Regions from separate parts of the Homo sapiens genome. Here region 1 is linked to region 2. A link is a contact called in ENCODE Hi-C or POLR2A ChIA-PET data. All regions are on one chromosome and are shown on one strand. The core of a region is the stretch at or near the end of the contact, and the rest is flanking DNA. Distances in the headings are between cores, read along the strand shown.

Region 1 (3,200 bases), core at 697-3,196, 33 kb after region 2:
TTTCAGCAGCTCAGTGATGTTGTCAAGGGCCCAGGGTTTTTTTCCATCTCTCTTCTGTACTATGTCAGCTTGTCGACAGGCACTACATCCCCATGCAGCAACCTTTAGTGGAAGAAAAATTGTTCCCAGAAACATTACCAAGCCCCATAGCAAATTTCCCTTCATACCTACTTGACCAGAACTAGATCGTACGCCCACCCCTAAATCAACCCCTGGCAAGAGGAATATTTCCATGTTTAGCTTCTTCTAGATTAAACCAAGCATCAAGTTCTCTTTCTTAAGAGGCTGAAAACTGAAAATTGGAGGATGGACTTACCCCCAAATCCATCCCTCCTTTCCTAACAGTTTCACTCACTGCTCTTTCCCTGCACATGGTGCAGAGCATGATTAATATGTGTTGAGTTGATAAGTGAAGCTTGGCTCCTTGTCTTGGCCCTGCCACTAACCAGCCATGTTAAAATACTGAATGAACTTCTTGGACCTCTGTTTCCTGTTCTGCAAAAGGAGGGATTTAGTATAGCTTAAGGCCAACTATCACTGGCTCCATCTCCACGACTTCCTAGTGAAGTGAACAAAAGGTTCCCATACCTTAGGAGTGCCCAGCCTGCCCAGAGAGTGGCTGTGACTCCTTGTGGAAATTGTCAGCAATGACAGCTGTTGATGACAAGAGGTGTAGTAGTCACCTTTGTCAAAGCCCAGTCATGGTTCAGCAGGCAGAAGTCTGCATGCCTTCAAACCAGCTTTAGTTTCAGCTCAAGGCAGCAAACAAGGCAATTTCTTCCTAGGAATGCTGCCTGGCCCTGTCCATCCTGCCCAGGGAAACTTTGCAGGCCTTGCCACTTCTCAGGGTGAGGCAGTTGAGAGTTTATCACCATAAGCCATTGTTTTCACAGCAGTGAGAGCTCTGGACTTTCCCAGGAATTCCACTGGAATGTAAACAGTCTTCAGATCCCAGGCAGAAACCAGCGGATATCCTGAGCTGTCCAAAGTCCCATGTTGGATCCCAAAGATTTGATTTCTTTTTTTTTTTAAATCTTAAAATGTATTTTTGCTCATTAGATACATTTCTTTTTCTATCTCTAAATATTTAACACCCCTGATATCAGTTAATATTAATGATCTGGAATGAAAGAATAAATCAACTGAATAATAATTCTGTAATGAAAGTGTCATGCAAACAAATCTCCATGTTTCTGAACTCTATAAACTGTTAGAAACACAAGCTCATCAAATGTCCACCTTTTCATTGTCTCAGCCTGGCATGGTGGCTCACGCCTGCAATCCCAGCACTTTGGGAGGCTGAGGCGGTGGATCACCTGAGATCGGGAGTTTGAGAGCAGCCTGACCAACATGGAGAAACCCGGTCTCTACTAAAAATACAAAATTAGCTGGACGTGGTGGCACATGCCTGTAATCTCAGCTACTCGGGAGGCTGAGGCAGGAGAATCACTTGAACCTGGGAGGCGGAGGTTGCAGTGAGCTGAGATCGCGCCATTGCACTCCAGCCTGGGCAACAAGAGCAAAACTGTCACAAAAAAAAAAAAAAAAAGAGAATTACAATTCTGAATTGTTGTTGTTGTTGTTGTTTAATGAAATACAAATTCCTCTCCTTCCTATGCCAAAGTGCTCGGCCATCCAGCACGGCCTTCAAGCAGGGGACTTCAGAAAGATAGTCCACAGGAAGCCTGGGACTAAAAACTTGATGTTATTCAACTTGTGTGTTGATGATGACTGTAGGGCTAATGTTTTTCTGATTCTGTCTCTTAGATTCTCTCTGGACTATTTCATGGCTCAGGAACCACATCCTCCTTCCCCACTTCCTGAGTGTATGGGATGGCCACATATACTGAAGCTCAATCTTATGAAAAGAGCATTTCAGAGGCAGGAGGATCTGGATTTGAATTCCGGCTTGATCCTGGGCTGAACAGGACCAGTTCTGCTTTCTGCCCTGGGGCAAGTTACCCAACATCGCTGAGCATCTGTTTCCTTCACTATAAAATGAGGATGATGATACCACGTGGGATTGTTGAGAAGATAAAAAGAGAAAGCACTTGAAAAGCTTCTAAACATGACCTCTCACAAAGCTGTTCAATAACTGTTAGCTCCCTTTTCTCCTCCTTGCAGCTGCTGTTTCCTGGAGTTGCAAACGTTTCTAGGTGAGCTCATGTGAGACCATCTGAAACATTCCAAGAAGTAGTCCAGATGTAAAGACAGCTTTATCTTTGGCCAGGTGCAGTCTTACTAGAATGGCCCATCCTGGTAGAGAATCATGTGGCCCCTTAGACAACTATGACACCAGGAATTGGATGAAACAAAGTTTCAGCTACAGGATGAGGATATATAGATAAATGTTGATGACATATTTCTTTCCTTTTTTGGTTTCCTTTTCCCTTGAAAATGCTTTCAGATCTCTGAGACATCCCGTTGTCATCTTCCTCTTTTAAAACCCTTCGTGTGCTCTTTTCTATGAAGGGCTGGTTGGCAGCTGATGAGGCCCCAGGCTGGAAGGAACTCACCGGCTCATGGCTCACCAACCCCTAACTACAGCTGGGCAGGCAAGGAGGGAGGCTGCAATTTCATTCACTTCTTTAGATTGATGTTTTGACATCTTTAGAAGCCTCTGTTAAAATGGAAATGTGGAATCTGAGTAGTGTGGTCAAACTGGTATACGAGGACATTTTGGTGGTGACTCAAGTCTGATGAAGCTTTTCTAGTAATTTGTGCCTTCCATTTCCTAGGAACAAGAGTGAGTGAGGACTAAGGACACAAAACAGCAGCAGTTTCAGCCCCACTCCTATAATATTCTAAAAGCTTGTCCTTAGATCTTGATATTCTTCTCTCAGGCAGAGAGCTTAAGAATATTAGAGAAATATCCTGATACTTTTGCATTTTAAGGTAAGCCACAGCCAGAAAGAACAATGGGAGGCCCAGAAGCCCACCTCCAACCACTCCAACCAGATACACCAAGGACTCTGGCTCAGACCAGATACAGCCACCTTGGTGATCCAGAGAGGCCTCCTGCTGGGTGCAGTGGCTCAAGCCTGTAATCCCACCACTTTGAGAAGCTGAGGTGGGAGGATTGCTTGAAGCCAGGAGTTCAAGACCAGCCTGGGCAACATAGCAAGACCCCATCTCTACAAAAGAAAAAAAGAGAGAGAGAGTGAGAGAGGCCTCCTATCAGGAATCATGCTCAAGTTCCA
Region 2 (3,320 bases), core at 432-2,931:
GAACAAAACAATGTGGCTATTTGGTTCTAGGCAAAAAGAAAGAGCCAAATGACATTTATGCTCATTTCCTGCTTCCAAACTTACCATGCCCATCCTCAGTACTCAGTCCTTCAGGGCGACATCCCTTCCAAGCTAACAGTTTTACCACTGCCGTCTGTTGGATAGAAACTAAATTTCATCATGATATCTTCTTACAGGACAATTTAAGTAAATCAGAAAGGTTGGAACTAAGCTCTAGTCCCAGTGGGCTCCCAACCACCCATTCAAAGCCAAAGTTCTTGAGAATGACATTTTTTCCCCACATGGGCAATTGGGAACATTGATGGTTACTGTGATTCTAAAATCAGTGTGTCCTGCTTATGTAATAGATGATATAAAAACAGTGCTACGTCAGTGATTTCCAAACTTTCTTTTTTGGTAGCGAGTCATATTCAAACAAAATCTTGAATACGCTGTTCAGTTTGAAGTCAGGACCCATTTCAGCCCCACAGCAGTTCCTGCAGCCTCTCCACAGAAACAAAGCACCGAACAAAGGCCAGTGTGGAAAAACGTACTCAATGGAATTTCTGTGTTTAGAGAAACCCTAGAGAGGATACTTTGTGAATTTCTTTTTCTGTTTAAAAACTTTTTTTTATAAATTGATCTCCAAATCATGAAGCACTTTTCTCCCTCCAAATTTTCGTGTCAATTTTATCATTTCCACAGACAAAAGTTCTGCCAAATTTCTGCAGCTCAGTGAGCCACAATATTATCAGTATTTAGTGTTCCTATCATTCTGGAAGGTGTAGAAGTTAGAGGAATATATACTTGTCCACACAAGGTGGTCTCTGGGGCTGTCTTCTAAAGCCTACCAAGTGCTCATTCATTACTTATTTAAAGATATAGTGTTTTGACACCTGATGGGCTTAAAATTAAATGATTTTCTTGTTTCCCAATAGGGTGTCTATCTCTTGGGGGCAGACCTACTATAAGCAAGAATCAACATTTTTTAAAAGTTAAAAGAATTAACTTATAATGAGAAACATGACAATCACACAGAGCATTCTCTACTATGGTAGATCTACAAGATGTCCTAGCCCATCAGCCTAGAACCAAAAGGAACAGACCTGAAGTCTGAAAAATTAAGTTTATAGAACCATTTCCAAACAAGGAAAAAGCTGAGTTATTATAGAATTTGAAGGAAGGGTGGAATTAAGGTGAACATTAAATGAAGCAGTGCTTTGATAGGCTCAAAACAAAACAAGACTTTGAGTAGAGGATCAATATCAAGTCTGGACCATGACATGGACTTCAGGCCCTGTTTCCTTAAAAACTACTAAGTTAAGATTGATGTTGAATATTGTGTCTAGACACCCCTTATCTGAAGCTCTATAACTGGCTTGGAAATGGAGGCTGCTTCACTGGGTCAAGGTGACTGAGATCCTCCGGGCAAGAATGGAATATTTCATCCTTAATGATACTATTTCAAATGTGACATTTTGATAGTCTATGATGTTAGATAAACTTGTTTCTTCATGAGTAAGAAGGCAGTAATCCTTCAAAGAAGAAGGAAGGTTGCGTGACACTTTATAGCTGTGGTCCTTAGGAGAAACATTGTTTCCCATAAATATTGTTGCTGGCTTTATAATCATGTCTGTTATTCTAAACTGATGGATGACTGGAGGAATGTTTACTTTCTCAGGGGATGGCAAATGGCTCTCTCAGTTAGCTGGCTGAGCATGTGAGCAGTCCGTACGACCAAGATCATTGTTGTCTCCAGCAGTGGAGAGCACCAGGTGAGGATGGCAGCCACACTCACCTCCCATTGACCTTGACCCTTCCGTCTCTCCTGTGCCTCCCTTATTCCTTAAACCCTTCCCTATTTTCCCTGGTGGTGAGATGGGGAAGACGGAGGTGGCAAAAACTTTCTTTTGATACATCCCTCCTTTACATGTGCTAATATTTTCAGTCAAACTTTTCATCTTTTTGTCTTGGTCCCTTTTGCATTATCTTCATAGCTTAATTCTGAGAGGGTAATGGACATCACATCACATTTCTAAATTATTAGGGGACATATCTCATCATTTCCCCTAAAAATTATTTTTAAAAACTGTATATTAGTTCAATACAAGGAAACATAGACCAAATTATCCTTAGTAAATAATTATAGTTTTGGTTGAAGTCACAATTTGGTTGAATTGTAATTTTAGAAAGCAGTAAGATAATCTCATCCAACACATTTGTTTTAGAAATGACATAATGGAAGCCCAGAGAAGCATAATAATGTGTCAAATTTTGAGGGGGCCGCAGAGCCTGGCCAGATATAGAACAGATGTGTTGATTTCTTTATTGTTAGGGTGAAGGTTGCTAGCCAAATATCTAGCTTCCCCTTCAGCTGAATTAAAATAAAATATTGAAAACAACTTCTAAGTAAAACTGACTATCTTATGTTTACTTGGTAACATGGTAGTTTGTTTATTGTGGGTTAACTCTTTGCCTGACTAAATGAAAGTGAAAATGATATTTTCAGCCCTCCAGCACTTTTTTTTAAAAAAGGAGATGCTTCTACATACACACTTTCCTTTTTAAAAATGTATAGAAAAGTTAATAAATGAGTTCACTTTCAAATCAAAGGTTTCTTGATGTGACTTCTACATAATTTTCTGAATTTTCCAAATGAGGTAGATCTGAAATCCCCAGGGCAATTTCTGTTCATGGATAAGCCGGATAAGCCTGGACTTCCCAAGTGATGTCACAGTGAGACTTGAGCTTCGATAACCAAGAACTTCAAGACCAAACCATCATTTCAAGAGATTATCGAGAAAATGAATGTGAGAAGAGCTTGGTGAGATGTTCAACTGAAATAATATAGTCCTGTTTTCCTTAAGTACTTATAATTACATGTTGAAAATGAACTCTAAAAATTTATTGCTATCCAGTGTCTGAATAACCTGAAGAGAACATTGTAAAAACTGTCTAGCAAGATGTTTACAGCAAAATATTTTTAAGTGATGAAAACAATTTGCAAGACAATCTAGATACTACAATTCAAGTTTGGGTAAAAAACAAAAAAAAGAAAAAGAAAAGAAAAGGAAAGAATGGAAAAAAAAATTACCTGTTGGTAGTTGTGAGTATGTGGAAAAAAATATTTTCAAGGCATCAAAACTATCTGGATGGAAACTCCCCGAACTGTTAGATGTAGTTGCCTCTTGGACTATATGACTGAGAAGGCAGGAGATTTTTATTTTTCACTTTATGATCTTTTGTGTTTATATTGGTTGTACTTAGCATTGCCATATTTATAATTTAAAAATTCAATTAGGAAAAGGTTATTCAAGTTT

The links. A loop is a pair of places that touch in the nucleus more often than their neighbours do. ChIA-PET counts read pairs that join two places held with the same protein, here RNA polymerase II (POLR2A). Pooled maps may share reads with other maps.
Region 1: a loop to region 2 is called in a map of naive thymus-derived CD4-positive, alpha-beta T cell, with 3 times the contacts of the local background. The contact joins the enhancer-like site here to the promoter of LINC03004 in region 2. A Hi-C loop is called at or near these places in 7 of 168 maps with a recorded cell type or tissue (Caco-2, GM12878, HepG2 and 4 more), 15 of 37 single-sample maps with no recorded cell type and 24 of 50 pooled maps. POLR2A ChIA-PET finds 5 or more read pairs at or near these places in 12 of 52 experiments (Caco-2, GM12878, HEK293T and 6 more).

Annotation. Positions count from the first base shown.
Region 1 is chr6:137,696,910-137,700,109 of GRCh38, forward strand. LOC124901411 (a long non-coding RNA gene) reads left to right here. Exons shown (of 2, transcript XR_007059789.1): 2 at 1,768-3,200. Among named protein-coding and RNA genes, the nearest start is that of LINC03004, 33 kb to the left of the region's middle. RefSeq lists enhancers at 2,325-3,200, 2,335-2,464. Within about 2 kb of position 1,947, at least 7 of the 41 ENCODE cell types and tissues checked have a DNase peak (open chromatin) inside an H3K27ac peak, as active enhancers do.
Region 2 is chr6:137,663,965-137,667,284 of GRCh38, forward strand. LINC03004 (long intergenic non-protein coding RNA 3004) reads left to right here and starts at 1,682. Exons shown (of 4, transcript NR_125867.1): 1 at 1,682-1,775.